Regions from separate parts of the Homo sapiens genome. Here region 1 is linked to region 2. A link is an interaction called in ENCODE POLR2A ChIA-PET data of the cell type or tissue named here. Cell type or tissue: Panc1. All regions are shown on one strand. Each heading gives the region's core, and the rest is flanking DNA. Links, peaks and the distances in the headings are about the cores only. Region 1 overlaps SPMIP2 (sperm microtubule inner protein 2). Region 2 has its middle 5.7 kb from the start of RAPGEF2.

Region 1 (10,046 bases), core at 3,242-8,241, 180 kb before region 2:
CTTTTGAATTTATCTTGAACATTTTCCTGGTGCTGCATGCGATTTGTTATATTTAATAAAATGTAGAGGTCTCATTTCTAATAATTCGTGCTGAAAACAAGCTGATTATTTATCTCAGTGGTTTTTAACCGGGGTGTTTTGGAAATGCAGGGACATTTTTGGTTAGCATAATGCCAGGTTAGGGTTACTGGCACAGAGAGGCTGGGGGCTCAGATGATAGGCGAGAGGTCCTGCACCATGTGAGACAGCCCCATGGGATGAGGACTTGTCCCACCCACCTCCTGCGTAACCCTTAAATGTCCTGCTGGACATTTATATGGCTAAAAAAGCCTGTTTATAATTAAGCAGATAATTCTGCTATACATAAAAAACACAATGTATTTTTACATGATTTTTGTATATAATGCATTCTCCAGGAATGCAATTGTTGTATAAATTGAGGGAAGATTTTTACTTTGTAAGATTTAGAATTTTAGCAAGAAGTGGTCACTTGGTCTTTACCAAGAATTGATATACTTTTGGAAAACTGCGTTTCCAATGGTAACATAGTTTGGTAGCTATGGTACCCATGGAATTTGAGTCACCAATACAGGACATCTCTGTCAGTCTTCATTTGTAGCCCCTGCATTCATGAAGACTCTGTATATAGATGCCTACTTCATTATATTTTTTGAGATGGGGTTTTGCTCTTATTGCCCAAGCTGGAGTGCAATGGTGCAATCTCGGCTCACTGCAACCTCCGCCTCCTGGGTTCAAGTGATTCTCCTGCCTCAGCCTCCCAAGTAGCTGGGGTTACAGGCATGCGCCACCACAACTGGCCAATTTTTTGTATTTTTAGTAGAAACGAGGTTTCACCATGTTAGCCAGGCTAGTCTTGAACTCCTGACCTCAGGAGATCTGCCCACCTCAGCCTCCCAAAGTGCTGGGATTACAGGCGTGAGCCACTGTGCCTGGCCAACTTCATTATATTTTCTAATCTACTGCCCCAATATTTATGTATTAAAGTAGTATTATAAATTACTTTTAAATTTCTTTTAAATTACAGTATAATAGGGCATTATATTGGTATGATATAAATTGAGTATATTTGTAAATTTTATTTTAGGTTAATAAAGGGGGCATTACAAAATATTTGCTCTGAAAAGGGATGATGTCCACAGATATATTTGTTCTCAGGAAAAAATATGCCACTGAGAGCAACTGTTGGTACCAACATAATGCCATACTGAGTTATGTTATCTTAAAGACTGGGGGGAAAGTTACAGTAGATATTTCAAAATCCTTTCTGATAAATGAAAATTTCAAGTGTTTTTCCCTGAAGCTTTTTTTTTTTCCTTTTCGTGCATGTTCAGCTCTCCAAGGATGGCTTCCCTGCTGTGTACTCGGGTGAAACAGCTTTAAAATCATGCCATTGATAAAAGGAGTTAAACGCACGTGCACACAAGAGTGCTTTTTGGTTCCCTAGTGCCTGGACCGTTCTGTCAGACGCTTTCTGTATGTTACCTCATTTAATCCTCACAATGGATGAGGGGTACTGTGATGGTTTTTTTTTTTTTTTTTAAGAGACAGGGTCTCACTTTGTCACCAGGATGGAGTACAGTGGCATGATCATAGCTCGCAGTAACCTCAAACTTCTGGCCTCAAGTATCCTCCTGCCTCAGCCTCTCAAGTACCAGGGACTACAGGCATGCACCAACACACCCAGCTAATTTTTTTAAAAAAAATTTGGGGCTGGACGCAATGGCTCACGCCTGTAATCCCAACACTTTGGGAGGCTGAGGCGGGCAGATCACGAGGTCAGGAGATCGAGACCATCCTGGCTAACACGGTGAAACCCTGCCTCTACTAAAAATACAAAACATTAGCCGGCCGTGGTGGCACGCGCCTGTAGTCCCAGCTACTCAGGAGGCTGAGGCAGGAAAATTGTTTGAACCTGGGAGGCAGAGGTTGCAGTGAGCTGAGATTGTGCCACTGCACTCCAGCCTGAGCAACAGTGAGACTCCATCTCAAAAAAAAACAAAAAAAAATTTGTAGAGACAGGGTCTCACTCTGTTGCCCAGGCTGGTCTTGAACTCTGGGCCTTACATGACCCTCCTGCCTCAGCTTCCCAAACCGTTGGGATTACAGGCATGAGCCACCAGGTCTGGCCTGTGATGGTTAATGTTATGTGTCATCTTGGCTAGGCGATAGTAATCAGATATTTAGTCAAACACTAATCTGGATGATGCTGTGCAGGTATTTTTTTTTTCCTTTTTTTTTGAGATGGAGTTTTGCTCTTGTTGCCCAGGCTGGAGTGCAATGGCACGTTCTTGGCTCACTGCAACCTCTGCCTCCCGGGTTCAGGCGATTCTCCTGCCTCAGCCTTCCTGAGTAGTTGGGATTACAGGCATGCACCACCACGCCAGCTAATTCTGTATTTTTAGTAGAGACGGGGTTTCCCCATGTTGGTCAGGCTGGTCTTGAACTCCCGACCTCAGATGATCTGCCCGCCTCAGCCTCCCAAAGTGCGGGGATTACAGGCATGAGCCACCACTCCCAGCCCAGTGCTGTGCAGGTATTTCTTAGGTGAGATTAATATTTAAGTCAGTGGACCCTGAATAAAGCTATTTATCCTCCATAATGTGGGTGGGCCTCATTCAACCTGTTGAAAGTCTTAAGAGAAAGACTGAAGATCCCCCAGGGAGAGAGAATTCTGCCTGAAAACTGCCTTCAGGCTGGAGCTGCAACATCAGTTTCTCCCAGGGTCTCCATCCTGTTGGCTCACCCTGCTGCGTTTGGATTTACCAACTTCCACAATCACAGGAGCCAACTCCTAAAAATAAACACCCCTCCCTGGCTCTTGCTCTCCTACATGCACAACACACACATCATTGGTTCTGTTTCTCTGGAGAACCCTGACTGATACAGATACTTAGGAGATCAGTCCAATGATATGGTATGATAACCCAAAATGGAGTTGAGTAGGATCAGAAAATTGTCATTCCAAGTTACAGGAAGTAGGCTTTCAAGCAAATATCTTTAACATCATAAACAGTACCAACTTAAGAGTTATCCCATAAAGGCTGACATAGATGTCACGTAGTCTCTGAATATGTGTTGCAAAGAATTGGAAAACAACCCTCTGAGAAGGAAGGAGGTAACATTTCGTTAAAAGTGGTGGAAAGGCCCAGCGCGGTGGCTCATTCCAGTGCCTGTAATCCCAGCTACTCAGGAGGCTGAGGCAGGAGAATCACTTGAACCCAGGAGGCGGAGGCTGCAGTGAGCCAAGATTGTGCCACTACGCTACAGCCTGGGCAACAGAGCGAGACTCCGTCTCAAATAAATAAATAAATAAATAAATAAATAAATAAATAAAATAAATAAAAGCCCAGCCCTGTGCACTCCAGTGACCCAGCTGATTCATCTTCTCCAGCCTCATCACCAGATAATTCTGTGTTCTATATTCCAGCCACATTGAACCACATGTACTTCCCCAAAGGTGCTAGGTTATTGTCTTTGCCCTGTCTGTTCTTCCTAGAATAGACTTCCCTTTGCCTCATCAAGTCCCCCGTTCCTAGCACAAAATTCAATTCATTGTCAAATCCTCCAGCACCTTGCTACTCAAGGTCCTCAGACCAGCAACAACTAACTGCATTTCCTGGGAGCTTGACAGAAATGCAAAATCTCAAACCCCATTTCAGACCTACTGAATCATAATCTGCATCTTAACAGGATCCCCAAGTGATTTGCATGACCTTTAAAATTTGAGAATACTGCTCTCAAACTCGAGTGGATGAGGAAAAGAATGTATCAGTCACTGAGACTGAAGTCTGTGTATTGGAATGAAGGGGGACAATGAGAACATTTGCCAGCAAAGAAATGAAATAGAAATAAATTATGTTAAAAGTGTCTATCATATGCACATAAATTATACAATGCATATGATATATGCATTGTATGAAGGAAAAAAACTACCAGAAATCCAGAAGGGGAAAATAATGAATGTATTATTGTATGAAGGAAATGTATAATAATAAATAATGAATGTATTATTGTATGAAGGAAAAAAACAACCAGAAATCCAGAAGGGGAAAATAATGAATGGAATAGAAGATAGAACTTAAGAGACATTTTGTGATTTAAAAAGAGAGATTAGGGCATTATAGAAGAAGTGGTTTAGAGACTTGCTCAATGGATTTCCAAAAGTATTTTTAAGAGCATTTTTGGGTAAATGTATATAAGAATGATACATACTGTTAAATCTCATAAATTGTACTTTTTAGAAACATTGTAATTAAGCTCTCTAACCTTAAGTTTATACATGGAAAACCAAACTCAAAGCATGGATATAAAATATTCCCATTTTCAACCATCTATTTTGATGGGAAAGTTTATGATACTGTCTATAGGTTTAAGCTTTTAAAATTTCCCCCAAGTCACCCAGTAACACAGACAAATTTCTACTTAAGAGACTTTCAGTGCCTGGTTCTGATTCTTGTCGTGTAAGAATGGAAAATGTGTTGGCATCTCAAGTAAGAATAGTAATGATAGCCACTCACTGGGGGCTATGTGTGAGGCACTGCGTTGGAGGCTTTTCACATGTGGTATTCATTATTTGCTTTCAAATATGTAAGAACATTTGTTCCAATTTATTTTCCCTAAAGAGGATTCATGTAAAAGAGAGGGGTGTTGAGTATTTATTGAAGCATCCACACAAATTCTGCAGGACAGTCCAAAAAATGGATTTGTGGGACAAGTATCTAAAGTAACTCTGGAAATTTAGAAGAAAGCCTCATTGATAAAAAGATAAATTATTTTGAATGATTCAGTATTTTGTTTATTTCTGGAATGGAAGGGGTATGACCAAGTGCTCAACTACTCTCAGGAATAATGGGTTAAACCGACCTCAGGTGCCTCTTGATGTGATGCACTGAGCATGAGGCAACGTCACTTATCTGGGATTCCTGACAAAAACACGTAACCTGAACCCACTCGTGAGGAAACATCAGACAAGCCCATACTGAAAGATTCAGAACTGGCCTGGATTCCTCAAAAGTGTCCATGTTATAAAAGACCAGAGTGAGGAACTCCTCCACATTGAAGAGGACTAAAGAGACGTGATAACTCAATGTAATACATGGTCCTAGACTGAATCCTGGATCAGAATATTACAAAGGTCGTCAGTTAATACTTTTTGTTGTTGCTGTTGTTGTTGTTGTTGTTATTTTTTAAGACAGTCAGGCTCTCTGTCACGCAGGCTGGAGTGCAGTGATGCAATCATAGCTCACTGCAGACTTGCAGACCTGTGATCGAGCAAGCCTCCCACCTCAGCCTCCTGAGTAGCTGGGATTACAGGCATGCACCACCACCCCTGCCTAATTTTTTATATTTTTTGTAAAGATGGGGTCTCACTATGTTGCCCAGGCTGCTCTCAAACTTGGGCTCAAGTGATTCTCCCACCTCAGCCTCCCAAAGTGCTGGGTTTATAGGTGTGAAACACCACCATCTGCTATTTAGTAAAATTCGACTATGAACTTTAGATTAGATAATAATACTCTATCAATGTTAAATTTCCTGAATCTTATAAATTGTACTGTGTTTATGTGAGACAGCATCCTTGTTCTTAGGAAATACACCCTGAAATATTTAGGAGTAAAGGGTCTAGCCTGTAGACCATTTATTCCACAGGGTCTGTGCCTGTAGTCCTAGCTACTCAGGAGGCTGAGGTGGGAGGATTGTTTGAACCCAGGAGTTCAAGGCTGCGGTGCACTATGGTTGTGCCCATGAATAGCCAATGCACTCCAGCCTGGGCAACATAGTGAGACCCCCATATCTTAAAAAAAAAAAAAAAGACAAGAGAAGTTGGGGGGCATCATGTCTGCAACTTGCACTCAAATGGTGTAAGAGAGAGAGGAAGAAAGCGAACATAAAAGCAAATAAAATTAACAACAGATGGGGCTGGGGAAAGAGTATATCACGTTCTTAGAGCTGTTGTTACAACATGCTCTACAAATTTGAAATCAAAATAAGAAGTCTTTTAACAGATTTTTTAATGCAAAAAATATTTCAACTGGATTTGGCGAATGATAGAGGCGTTTGGGATAATTTAGTCTGTAATAGCTCTAATCTGACACAAAATTAGTTCAGTGACAGAAAGTAACTAATCCAAGCCCTCCTCCACACACACTGCAATAAATCATTTCACTTGGACCCATCTCAAAATTCAGACTACATTGAAATGTTAGATGTCGAACTGTTCCCTTTTTCAATACGAAGTATTCCTAAGGTCAGGATCTACTGAGGAGGACAGCTAAGTCTCCTGCCATCACAAAATGTCTCAAATAGACATAATGGCTTGCTGATGAATCAGATCTCTGGCAACAGAGGGTGAGTAATATTCTAGTGAATTGGCAAGATTCTCCAAAAGAGCAAGAAGTCTTTTTATGCGTAGGGAACAGGAGTCTCTGAATGGGCCTGAGCTATTCTATTCCTTTTTCTAGCATGGAAATCTGCTGTCAAACTCTATTGAAAAACTGGACGCCTGCAAAGTTCATTGTGCTGTGGGATTAGACAGAAAGCTATTATTGGCGTATGGTTTGTACACAGACCTCAGGAAATAGTTGTTGAATATATACTTCCACATTCTTTAATTCTCCTCCTAACTCTATAAAATATTCAAAACAGATACCAAAATCCCCATTTTACTTATAAAAACCCATACAGGGAAATTATGCAACTTGCCCAAGATTCCATAAATAGTTTAGGGGACAACCTAGAATTCAAACGGGTATAAGCTTACTCTGCTAACCAGTTTGTGAGGTTTTGAGTGGAGTTACAGATTTACCTCCATTTCACAAACGGTGCTTTCTCAGCTCTTGGAACTCACAGGGGTCGCCATTCTCTCAAGGTTAAACCTAGTGATAAGAAATTCTGAGGACACAACCTCTTGTTTTCTTTAACTATAAAAGGTGAATAATGCCCACTTACCCACTGAATAAACATCACTGTGGCAATCCAGTATAAATTACAAAATGCTTCGATAGGTTAAAAGAAGCTACAAAACTGATTATTAGTATTACTATGAGAAACCTGTCCCTGATTTATATGTTAAAGCAGCCTGACTTTTTCTATGACGATTTAGAAAAGCAAAACATCATACCTTTTCCTTTTTTGGTAGCTTCGGCAGCTTAGGTGGTTTGGAAGCTCTTGGCAATGATGACTTACACTGCCTAACAAGAATAGCCCATTTGGAATTTCTCTGATCAGTGTCCTCGAAAGCACTCATATGCCAGGCAAAAGAAGCGCGACTCTGTTTTCCTTGCATATCCAGGACATGAGGTTTTGGTTGCCTGGAATAGGAACAAATTGGTTCTGAAATGGAAAAGAGCTAGAAACAAGGCCACCAGTTTTCAGATAGTTGAGATTTGTCTGTTTTTCTAGTAATTTAAGGTGATTCTAGCCATGTGGCTTAGGAAAGCTGAAGACCTGACCCATCCTGGGAAGTTTCTGAACTCTCTCCACTCTACATCACTGGACTGCTAGAGATCCAAAGAACCACCCCCAAGATGGACACCTATCTATGAAGCTTGTTGACGAATGCACTACTGTCCTTTCAGAGCCAAGCATGGAAGATGCTGTGAAGTTGAAGGTGATATGCTAACACTGAGGCTTCATGAGACCCATGTGATCTCCTGAAGGACATGGCCTATCCATTTTGAGGTCTCATGGACATTCAGGAAAACACCAGCTTTTCTATTCCAAGCTCTGGCTTTGGACTGCATTTTAGAGGAAAGATCTAAGCTTCTTCCTCTTTCCCTGGTGAGATCCTTGGCTAAGTTCTAACAACCCTAAATTAGAACATTATCTCAGCCCTGCTTTTCCATTATAAAAGGCTGACTCTGGGGAACAGACAGAAACAGGATTGTAAGGGTAGGGATTTGCCAACTCATTTGGAAAGCTGTTGTTTCTTAGAGAGCCTCTTGGGACTTCTTATTCACCATCCTTCCACCTGGGCTGCAAGAGCCCCTTGGGGACTGCAAAGTTCTCTTTCTAGAATCTGAGTCTGTGGGTTCCCAAGGTCTTTGGACCATGATTTGTGGGAGATTTGCATCGCCCTTCACTCACTCAAGAATCTACAGGCTCTTTCTACATGGCTGGCACAGTACAAGGCACCGTGAGGACCAGCAGTAATAAGATAAAGCCCCTGTTGTCACAGAGCTTATATACCTGTGGGGGAGACAAAAAATAAACAGATAACTGAAATATTTGGGAAGTACTAGGAAAAAAAATTAAGGCAGATGAGTAGAAAATCTTGGGCATGCTATTTTCGTGAGGTTAGACAAGAGAGGACGAGGTAATGTTTGAGCAGAGATCTCAGTGAAGCAAGAGTGTGAGCCATTCTCCCAGCATACAGAGGTCAGGCAGTTCCTTCCTGCTCCTGAGAATCACAGAATCCCTGTGGTGGGAGGGAAGTGACCATGGCTGTCTCCAGCAGACCCTCCCCTGACATCCCATCATCCTAGAATAAAGTCTGAGCTCCTCAGCATAGCATGCAGGGAAGTTTGTTGTTGCTGTTTGGTTTTTGTCTGCTTTTGCTTTATGTATGTACATATGTATGTATGTATGTATGTATGTATGTATGTATGTTTGTAGAGATGGAGTCTCGCTCTGTCACCCAGGCTGGAGTGCAATGACACGATCTCTGCTCACTGCAACCACCACCTCCCAGGTTCAATCAATTCTCCTGCCTCATCCTCCCAAGTAGCTGGGATTACAGGTGTACACCACCACCTCCAGTAAATTTTTGTATTTTTAGTAGAGATAGGGTTTCACCATGTCGACCAAGCTGGTCTTGAACTCCTGACCTCAGGCCATCCTCCCACCTCAGCCTCCCAAAGTGCTGGGATTACAGGCATGAGTCACCACCCAGCCTGTCTGCTTTCTTTTTAAAAATGGTCCTGCTGGGCATGGTGGCTCATGCCTGTAATCCCAGCACTTTGGGAAGCTCAGGCAGGCAGAACACGAGGTCAGGGGATCAAGACCATCCTGGCCAACATGGCAAAACCCAGTCTCTACTAAAAATACAAAAAATTAGCCAGGTGTAATGGCACACGCCTGTAGTCCCAGCTACTCAGGAGGCCGAGGCAGGAGAATCACTTGAACCCAGGAGGTAGAGGTTGCAGTGAGCCAAGATCACACCACTGCACTCCAGCCTGGGTGACAAAGAAAGACTCCATCTCAAAAAAATAATAGTTATAATACAAACAACTAGCTGGGTGTGGTGGTGCACGCCTGTAATCCCAGCTACTCGGGAGGCCAAGGCAGGAGAATCACTTGAACCTGGGAGGCGGAGGTTGCAGTGAGCTGAGATCACATCACTGCACTCCAGCCTGGGTGACAGAGCAGGGGGAAAAAAAAAAGGTCCAACCTCAGTTGATCCTTCTGGCCCACTCTCCTCAGCCCGTCTCTACTTTCAGACACACACAGTCCTTCCTTTCGCCTTCACCTTCCCCTCGATGAGCTCCAAAGAAGCTGCACTCTGAGCAAAAGACTCACAGCCTTTTGCTTCAATTTCCTCTGCTTGTGATTCCCTCTCCTCCTTATTTCCTGGAAAACTGCAACTAAGTTGGGGCTTTAAACATCACCTTTTCCCTGAAGACTTTTTGTTCCTGTCATGAAGCAATTTTTCTCCTTTAATAGCACTATTTGACTTTTTTTTTTTTTTTTTTTTTTTGAGACAGATTCTCTGTCTCCTAGGTTGGAGTGCAATGGCGTGATCTCAGCTCACTGCAACCTCTGCCTCCCAGGTCCAAGCAATTTACCTGCCTCAGCCTCCCAAGTAGCTGGGATTACAGGTGCCTGCCAAGCCTGGCTAATTTTTGTATTTTTAGTAGAGACAGGGTTTCACCATGTTACCCAGGCTAGTCTCAAACTCCTGACCTTAGGTGATCCACCCACCTCGGCCTCCCAAAGTGCTGGGATTACAGGCGTGAACCATCGTGCCCGGCCTGACTTCTTTTGTAGAAACTATTAGAATATTCTTGAATTCCTAGCTCAGCAGTCTCTCT
Region 2 (10,046 bases), core at 1,593-6,592:
AATTAGTTCAATCATTGTGGAAGATGTTGTGGTGATTCCTCAAAGATCTAGAACCAGAAATAGCATTTGACCCAGCAATCCCATTATTGGGTATATACCTAAAGAAATATAAAGAATTCTATTATAAAGACACATGCATGCATATGTTCACTCCAGCACTATTCACAATAGCAAAGACACGGAATCAACTCAAATGCCCATCAATGATAGACTGGATAAAGAAAACGTGGTAAACATATACCATGGAATACTATGGAGCCATAAAAAGGAAGGAGATCATGTCCTTTGCAGGGAGATGGATGGAGCTGGAAGCCATTATCCTCAGCAAACTAATACAGGAACAGAAAACCAAATGCCACATATTCTCACTCATAAGTGGGAGGTGAACAATGAGAACACATGGACACAGGGAGGGGAACAACACATACCAGGGCCTGGCAGGGAATAGGAGGGAAGGGAGAGCATCAGGATAAATAGCTAACGTATGTGGGGCTTAACACCTAGGTGATGGGTTGATAGGTATAGCAAACTATCATGGCACACGTTTACCTATGTAACAAACCTGCATGTCCTTCACATGTATCCCAGAAGTTTAAATAAAATAAAATAAAAAGGTAAATTGGTAGAAGAAATGCCTCAGGTCATTTTGCAGATTCCTCTTGGTTTATCAGACTGTAATGCTATAGCTAATGTTGGACAGAGTAATGAGAAGCTTCTGAAGCATCATTCTTTGTCCTGTGGTGGGCCAGGGTATGGCACAGATTGATTTGATTTTAAAATCTTTTGAAAACCTGGGAATTGCAAATGTTACAAGCAGCATCGTGACTATTACTTTTGAATATAATTAAATTGGATCTCTCTAATTCGACTTTATTATACACTTCTTAGAGTTAGCCTTTTGAGTGCTATATTTACATTTGTACATATCAATATTTGAAATAAATAATTTAAAAAATGGGACAATAACACAAATTAATAGATGACAACTACCTCATGCTTTATAAAATGGACATAAACCTGGTAACAGATTAAATATTTGTAAGAGTAAATTCTAATTTTCATTTATTCAATAAAGGCAGAGATGCCTCCAGAGCCCCGGTTTGACATGTCTGCAACACAGCTCCTGGTCTGTCTTGTGGGATACTAGAAGATTTCTGGGGACTGCCAGCTCTGTCTACCTGTGCCAGTACTCTTAGCATTGCAAAGATGCTGATCACCTGCGTCTAGGAATCACTGATCTGGCTGCCTTGGCCTCCCAAAGTGCTGGGATTACAGGCGTGAGCCACCCACCTGACCACAAGGAAGATATTTCTAACCACATTTTACAAGGGTGGAAATTTAGGCTCAGAGAAGTTAATGGAAATTATTTATATTTGAGGCTCTGGGTTGTTTACAACAAATCAATTAAAGCTTATTTTAGTTTTCTAAGTTCAAAATTCTGTAAAGTTTATTAGACAAGTTGATAAATTTTTAGCCTAAGTTCTTTGATAGAAACTGGAAGGGCCATATAAATAGTCTAGAACTAATGCAATTTCTTTTTGGGAGAAGGGTTAGAGGAAAAAGATTTTTTATTTTTTATTAATTTAATTTTATTTTTTTGAGACTGAGTTTCGATCTTGTCGCCCAGGCTGGAGTGCAGTGGCGCAATCTTGGCTCACTGCAATCTCTGCCTCCTGGGTTCAAGTGATTCTCCTGCCTCAGCCCCCTGAGTAGCTGGGATTACAGGCGCCTGCAACCACGCCCAGCTAATTATTGTACTTTTAGTAGAGACGGGGTTTCACCATGTTGGCCAGGCTGGTCTTCAACTCTTGACCTCAAGTGATTCACCCACCTTGGCCTCCCAAAGGGCTGGGACTACAGGCGTGAGCCACAATGACCAGCCATAATTTTTTTTATTAATCCTGCTTTGAATCATTGTCATATCAATCTATCAAGGAAAATATTTCTTTTTGTTGTTGTTGAGACAGAGTATGTCTCTGTCACCCAGGCTGAAGGGCAGTGGCATGATGTGGGCTCACTGCAACATTTGCCTCCGGGTTCACGTGATTCTCCCACCTCAGCTGGGAGTACAGGTGTGTGCCACCACGCCCAGCTAATTTTTGCATTTTTTTTCTTTTTTTTTTTTTTTTTTTTTTTTTTTGGAGACGGAGTCTCGCTCTGTCGCCCAGGCCGGACTGCGGACTGCAGTGGCGCAATCTCGGCTCACTGCAAGCTCCGCTTCCCGGGTTCACGCCATTCTCCTGCCTCAGCCTCCCGAGTAGCTGGGACTATAGGCGCCCGCCACCGCGCCCGGCTAATTTTTTGTATTTTTAGTAGAGACGGGGTTTCACCTTGTTAGCCAGGATGGTCTCGATCTCCTGACCTCAAGATCCACCCGCCTTGGCCTCCCAAAGTGCTGGGATTACAGGCGTGAGCCACCGCGCCCGGCCTGCATTTTTTTTTCTAGAGACGAGGTTTCACCGTGTTGGCCAGGCTGGTCTCAAACCCTTGAGTTCAAGTGATCTGGCTGCCTTGGCCTCCCAAAGTGCTGGGATTACAGGCGTGAGCCACCGCGCCCGGCCTGCATTTTTTTTTCTAGAGACGAGGTTTCACCGTGTTGGCCAGGCTGGTCTCAAACCCTTGAGTTCAAGTGATCTGGCTGCCTTGGCCTCCCAAAGTGCTGGGATTACAGGCGTGAGCCACCCACCTGACTGCAAGGAAGATATTTCTAATCACATTTTACAAGGGTGGAAATTTAGGCTCAGAGAAGTTAAATTCTTTACTCAAGGGCACAGAGCTAATGTATATCACAATAACCTTTCAAATTCAGGGCTATCTTATATCAGTCCTAAGGTTTTTCCATTATATCACTTACTTCATATATTCTATTATAACCTTATAAAGCTGCATTTATTGACTCCATTGATAACGCAGATCACATTTCCCTCCCTGTAGCAATATGATAAAATTCTGTTACTTCAATCACTTCTATGCTATTTCTTTTGTGTCAATAGACCCATCTATGAGGCACCTGGCCAGGTTGGTGTGGAGTATTATGGGCTTTTATTGGTTTGTGACTTGGTTTAATTATCACTGGATTCTTACAGAAAGGCTATGATGACACAAACTCATTCCTTTTAGGTGAGATAAGCATAAGGTGAAACTGAACTCTGTTTTAAATGCCATACCAGAACTTATCACTGGTTCTATTTATGTTATGTGATAAGTAAAACACAGGCCGGGCCTGGTGGCTCACGCCTGTAATCCCAGCACTTTGGGAGGCCGAGGCGGGCAGATCTCGATATCAGGAGATCGAGACCATCCTGGCTAACATGGTGAAACCCCATCTCTACTAAAAATACAAAAAATACCTGGGCATGGTGGCAGGTGCCTGTAGTCCCAGCTAGTCGGGAGGCTGAGGCAGGAGAATGGCGTGAACCGGGGAGGCGGAGCTTGCAGTGAGCTGAGATAGCGCCACTGCACTCCAGCCTGGGTGACAGAGCGAGACTCCGTCTCAAAAAAAGAAAAGAAGAAAAACACAGAAGATGGCCAGGACCAATTGTGATATGTCTCTCAAGGGCTTGGACAGTTCTGTCTTCTGAGCCATGTCTCATACATTATCTTCACTTAGTCCCTGTATTGTATTCCATCCAATGCTGACAGTTTCTCTTTTTGCCATTTACTTGTGCTTTCTTCCTTCAGGTCTCTAACTTGATACATGTCACCATTTCATATTTAAGCCTTCCTCTTTAAACTCCCAAAAAGACAATATGCTTTTCTCCTTTGATTTTCCTCCTTAATTTTTTTTTTTTTTGCAAGATAACGGACTTTCTGATAGCTAAAACAAAAATAACAATCTGGCTGGGCGCGGTGGCTCATGCCTGTAATCCTAGTACTTTGGGAGGCTGAGGCAGGCGGATCATGAAGTCAAGAGATCGAGACCATCCTGGCCAACATGGTGAAGCCCTGTCTCTACTAAAAATACAAAAATTAGCTGGGCGTGGTGGTGTGCGCCTGTAGTCCCAGCTACTCAGGAGGCTGAGGCAGGAAAATCACTTGAACCCAGGAGCCAGAGGTTGCAGTGAGCCGAGATCGCGCCACTGCACTCCAGCCTGGCGACAGAGCGAGACTCCATCTCAAAAAATAACAATAATAATAATAATAAAATAACAATTAAAAAAAAGCCTCATTTTCTAAACAGGTCCTCAGTGTGTGTTTCCCATGCCCTTGTTTGCCCTTCACTTCCTTTGCCTAATTTAGATTTGTAAGCTCAACACATAAGCACTTTGTCTTTGTTTATGTACATATGGTGCCTAGCACTAGTCTTGGGTTTACCAAATATTAAATAATCATGACTTCAGAATGATTATTAGTATTGGCATTTAAAAAATCATAGCTGGCCAAGAATACTGTTTTGTTTTGTTTTCTCAAATGACCTTTTCTGATTTTGACACTGCTATGGTCGACAGCTGTACTATAGCACACTTACATTTACCCTTGAATACTACCTGGAGAACAGAGTTGGCACCAAGTGTAGCTGTTTTACTTTTTTGGAACACTTTTACAGATTCTGCACTGCACACCGGTTTGCTTATGGATGTAATTTCAGTTGTGTATAATCACCTTAACAGAACGGGAAAAACCCAGATACCATCTTGTACAATGCTCTATTATGACAGAATTATCTCAATGGGTTAACTTTGCATGTTGGAAATGGGAGGTTTTTTTCTCTTTGATTTACTAACTTGAGCATTCATGATATCTAGTGTAAGCTCTAAAAAAATCTATGCATTAAATACTCTTGGATTATGTAGTGCATTTATATTGTTAGAGTTTAAAATAAAGTTCTTAATTTTACCTGCTTTTAGGCTTAAAAAAAAACAAAAAACTTAATCTGTATCTCTTACCTAAACTCCTTTACTCCCCTTAAAGCTGGCCAAATGATTCTGGACCATCATCCCATGGGCCAATTTATAAAAATAAATGCCAAATACTACATAACAATAGAAGGAATTGATGGTAGATTAGAAGTTTAACAATGCATTTCCTTTTAGAAATGTCAGCATCAGCTTTCTCACAATAAGGGAAATACAAAGGTTGTTCTCTGCCACTGGCCCTATATTTCAAGTGCAAACAAATCAATGAAAGAAAGTAGTTATGTCAGTGTGAGGGATACAATAGTGTAACTGAATAGAACAGTTTCGTTAGTGTGTATATTTTTTATTTTTATTTAATATTATGTCCAGACAGAACCTAGGTAATAATATTGATAAATCAGGGGGAGATGGTTTCCTTTTTCTGAATCAGTTCCAAAATATCTAAACATCTACCTGACCTCTATGTTAGTGTAGTTCTGCGGCAGCATCCTCAACTCTGAATGTTATGATTCCTGTACAATCAAAATGAATAGTCTGATACTCTACCTGTGCTTCTGATACATTTCATCATGAGATCCATCCTATAAACTCACTGTATCTCTCCCTGAATGTCTGTAATTGTACTCCCCATCAGGGACTCTCTGGAATGCTACTTGTAGGTGAACACAATATTTCCTAGTGGAGTGTGCTCACTGAGAATGACACAATGTGTAAACAACACCCTTCCACCCTCCTGAGATTCTTACTGACTTGACTACAAGGGTAAAAGTAATTGCAAACCAACGCTTAAAAAAATGTTTCTAGGGAAAGGGGAGTGGTGTGAGGAATGTCTTTAACAGAATCCAACTTCTCTCAGCTGGAAATCTTGCCTTGAGAGGGTTGTAACCACTGGAGAAAGCAGTAAGGAGAGGAAGCTCTTAGCAGAGGAGGGCAGTTTCCTGGATCCTTTCTATTATCCTTACCCTCCTTATAGGAGAGGTGAGTAAATTAAACCAATGCTTGGCACATGGAACAAGCTCCCAGGAGGCCAGGGAAGGAGCCATATTTGTCTTATTCATTACTGGTATTCCAGGCATGGAGATCAGTACCTGGCACACAGCAAAGCACACAATAAATATTTATTGATGGAGCAGTAAGGGCTTGACGTGTTTTTAAAACAAAATGACTATGTATGTAAAATCTCCCTAATCTTGGGTATAGCTGGACTCACGGGAATTTAAAACAAATATTTTAATTCACTTTTAAAGATGACCCTAAATGCCTAACCCACACGATATATTTAGGGATCTATTAGATTTTACAGTTGGAAAGATCAAAGCTTTTTAAGTTACAAGTAGAATGGTATTAAGGCCAGAACTTGAAAAGTATTTCTGAACTTAAAACCCAGTGCTCTGTCTCTCTTCCCATCCCCCAGTGATTTTCTAGATAATATGATGGTAGTAGAAACAGAACAAAGAAACTCTCATTTTTACACTTGCCTTTATGAGGCAGCATAATAGATAGCTTACTTTGATTATGGTTTGCTGACACAGTTTGGTTTAGACTAATTGGCAGAGTGGCAGATCTTTGTCTAATTCTGTCTTCCAGGTTGTGCCTAGCACATTACTGGTGCTCAAATGTTAATAAAACAGCAATGCATGCCAAGTATCTGATGTCCTAGATGCTGAGTGGTGATATGCATTATTGACATATGTAGATAAGTAGGTTATACATAGTGTGAAAATTAGCTTTAATTGAAGTTAAATGATAGCTTAGAAGTTGACAGTGAGTTAGTCATTTTGTTGGTGGATAAGACATACTATTATGTCTTACCTGAGGTGATTGATGTAATTCAGTGTTACAGTAGAGCACACAGAGAAAAAAGACTTGGGTGTGCAACTGGAATTCCTAACTCTTGCTGTGAGATCTGGCAGAGAGGCATTCCTGTCTGGTGTAGAAGGTCCCCTCTAGCATCCCCCCTCCCCATGGGGCAAGGAGTTCCATACTCTCTGAGCACCTGGAACCCTGGTCCTGACTGCCTTGCCACTTCCAGACCTCATCTTCCAAGGCTGGCCCCTGGCCCGAGGAATCACCAAGGGGTGGCTTTTTTGAGGGGTGTGATATCACTTAGATGTGTAGGCTGGGTTGTCCTTGTCCTTTTTTTTTTTTTTTTGAGATGGAGTCTCACTCTGTCACCCAGGCTGGAGTGCAGTGGCTTGATCTCAGCTAACTGCAAGCAACCTCCACCTCCCAGGTAAAAGCAAATTTTCTGCCTCAGCCTCCTGAATAACTGGGACTATAGGCACACGCCACCACGCCAGGCTAATTCTTGTATTTTTAGTGGAGACAGGGTTTCACCATATTGGTCAGGCTGGTCTGGAACTCCTGACCTCGCGATCTGCCCACCTCGGCCTCCCAAAGTACTGGAATTAGTACAGGCATGAGCCACCGCACTAGCTGGGTTGTCCTCTTATGTGTGAGCCTTTCCATGGGATAGGATGAAGCTGAGATGGAAAGAAAAGGGGATTCCAGTTGCAGACCAGATACCAGTACTCCCTGCAGTAGTACTCAGTACTCCCCCAGTTAATTTGTAGCTTTTAGTATTTATGATAGAGTATATGGATCCCCATTTGTTAGCTGGCTCCAGAACTTTCTAAAGTTAAAGGCAGTCCGGGAACTAGGACAAGTCATGTAGCCTATTTTAGTGTCAGTTCTTCATCTGTAAATAAGATAACACTGTCCCACTAGCCTCAGAGAGTTGCAATGATGAGAATAATCTTAAATATAACTACCATTTATTGAGTATATACTGTTGTTAAACCACTATGCAAGGCACTTTGCATGTATTATCTTGGATCGTCACAAATCTTCAGGGTATGCAACTTTTTCTTTTTTTGTGACAGGGTCTTGCTCTGTTACCCAGGCTGGAGTGCCATGGTGTGATCATAGCTCACTGCAACCTTGAACTCCGGGGCTCAAGATAACCTCCCACCTCAGCCTCCTGAGTAGCTAGGACTGCAAGTGCACCCCACCATGCCCCGCTCCTTTTTTTTTTTTAAGTTTTTGTGCAGCCAGTGGTCTTGCTATGTTGACCAGGCTGGTCTTGAACTCCTGGCCTCAAGCTATCCTCCTGGTTCAGCCTCCCAAAGTGCTGGGATTACAGGTGTAAGCCACTTTGCCTGGCCAGACTATTCAATTTGTACTCTCTTTTTATAAAACAGAAAACAGGCTCAGAGAGGTTAAGTTTCCTCTCCCAGTTTTCTCCCCGCAACCAGGGACACAAGTGAGATAATGTATGTAAAAATCTCATACAAATACAAGGTAACATGAACTACTTCATGTATCCATTTAATACCTATTTGTTGGCTGCCTGTCTTGTGTTGAGGATATAGCAGTAAATAAAAGGGACAAACATCCCTGACTTAGAAGCTTACATTACAGTGGAGGGATAAAACAATAAATAAAATAAATAAGTATAGATGGTTCTCAATTTACGATGGTCAATAAATTGACTTTCGATTTTTCCACTTTATAATGGGTTTATCAGGGTATTAAATGCATTTCTGACTTACAATATTTGCGACTTACAATGGTTTCTCAGGATGTAACCCCATCCTAAGTGGGCAAGCACCTGTACAATATACAGTATGTTAGGTGGTAAGTAAAGCGACGAAGATAACCAGAGTGTATGGAGTTACAGGGAAGGTGACATTCAAATGAAGATATGATGACAATGAGGAACAACATTCTATATTTTGGTTGTTGTGTGTGTGCATTTTTCTTTTTGTTTTTTGTTTTTGTGGGTGCAAGTGGGGTGGGGAGAGGGGGAGAGATAATCCAGGCAGTAGAGGGAACAGCAGATGGAAAGGTCATGAGACTGGAATTTGCTGTTTCAGAAACAACATGGAGGCTAATGTGCTTGGGAACAGAATAGTAGAAGAGGTCAGAGAGATAAAGGTCCATAGGATATTCAGGCCATGGTAAGACTTTGGCTTTTACCTTGAGTGGTATGAGGAGCTAAGCAGAGGAATGATTTGAGAAGGAGTGAAAAGAATTCACACTTTGGCTGCTGTGTTGGAAATGAACTGTATGGCAAGCAAGGTTAGAAAGAGGGGGACCAGGTGGGTGGTTATGACAAAGTGCTGGCCAGACATGATGCTGGATTGCACCAGGGTCATGGCAGTAGAAGTGGTAGATAAAGGTTAGAGTTCAGATATGGCATTCTGGAGGTTGAGCTGACGATTTTTACTGACACTTTTGAGGTATAACAGAAAGAAAGGAGTCAAGGAAGTCAACGTTTTCACCCAGGAAGTGAGAATGGTGTAGATGTGATTAACAGAGGATGGGGAAGGCTGTGGGTGTCTGAGACAGGAGATCTGGAGCCTGGTTTGCACATGTGAATTCTGAGATGTCTATTAGACACCAGGTGGAGATGTCAGTTATATTTTTTCACTTCATTGGGTTTGAATTCTTTTATCTGCCTCTCTCCTTTTTTCAGAGCTGTATTGGCACTTATTCATGTTCCTTTGCTTTCAAGGTAGTGGCCTATGTCATAGAGAATTTGATGTTGGCGCTCAACTAAGAGGTGAAAGAGAAATATAGAGAAGCAGTTCCAGCAAGAGTAATATAAAAAGGTCTACAGATACAATTTGTAACTCAGATTCCCTTTCACAAGGTTGGGCAGGGACAGTCCCTTTGCTAGGAAGTCACACAAGCTGTTTAGTGCACACAGGTGACTTAAGGAACCCCAAAATGTTAGCTGACAATCTATTCCAAGTGTTTAAACTAGATGTTGAAAATCATGTTTGAAAAGTTCAACGCAGTAGCTCATACATAAAACTCATTGTGTCTATAGATATCAAAATAAGAACTTGTGGGGGGTGGGGGCAAACAAAAATAAATCCCTGGGACCAGAACAGCAGAGTGGTCCCCGATGCTTGGGCTGACCTTAACACACCTCTACGTGGCCGGGGCAAGGAGTGGGGGGGAGCTGAGGGAATCAGCAGGAGCGGTGACATCTTGAAGGACGAGGTATTGTTTCTGCACCATGTGGGTCCGGTTTGGAAATTTGAGCATCTAGAGGAGGAGGCTTGTTCTGTCCAAGGCAAAGCCAGACCTACCAATAAATGTTTCTGATTATGTCACAGAACTTGCCATCCTGGTCTGTCGCTAAGGAGTGATCAACTTTAAATCTGGAGTGTTTGTTGGTCT

Evidence for each region. Peaks named below come from ENCODE experiments on the same cell type or tissue, not always from the same donor. Only the 100,000 strongest peaks of a DNase experiment are listed, where the experiment ranks them.
Region 1: POLR2A ChIA-PET joins it to region 2 with 9 read pairs; 5 of 35 experiments call an interaction of 5 or more read pairs at or near these places.

The regions. Positions count from the first base shown.
Region 1 is chr4:158,908,032-158,918,077 of GRCh38, forward strand. It overlaps SPMIP2 (sperm microtubule inner protein 2), which reads right to left. Exons shown (of 5, transcript NM_152543.3): 4 at 7,139-7,328. It overlaps FNIP2 (folliculin interacting protein 2), which reads left to right. Exons shown (of 17, transcript NM_020840.3): 17 at 1-19. It also overlaps the pseudogene LOC124900178. Among named protein-coding and RNA genes, the nearest start is that of SPMIP2, 120 kb to the right of the region's middle. In Panc1, for the core only: no CTCF peak of the experiment used is centred there; a DNase peak (open chromatin) is centred at 6,324.
Region 2 is chr4:159,092,340-159,102,385 of GRCh38, forward strand. No RefSeq gene overlaps it. Among named protein-coding and RNA genes, the nearest start is that of RAPGEF2, 5.7 kb to the right of the region's middle. RefSeq lists an enhancer at 9,890-10,046. In Panc1, for the core only: no CTCF peak of the experiment used is centred there; no DNase peak of the experiment used is centred there.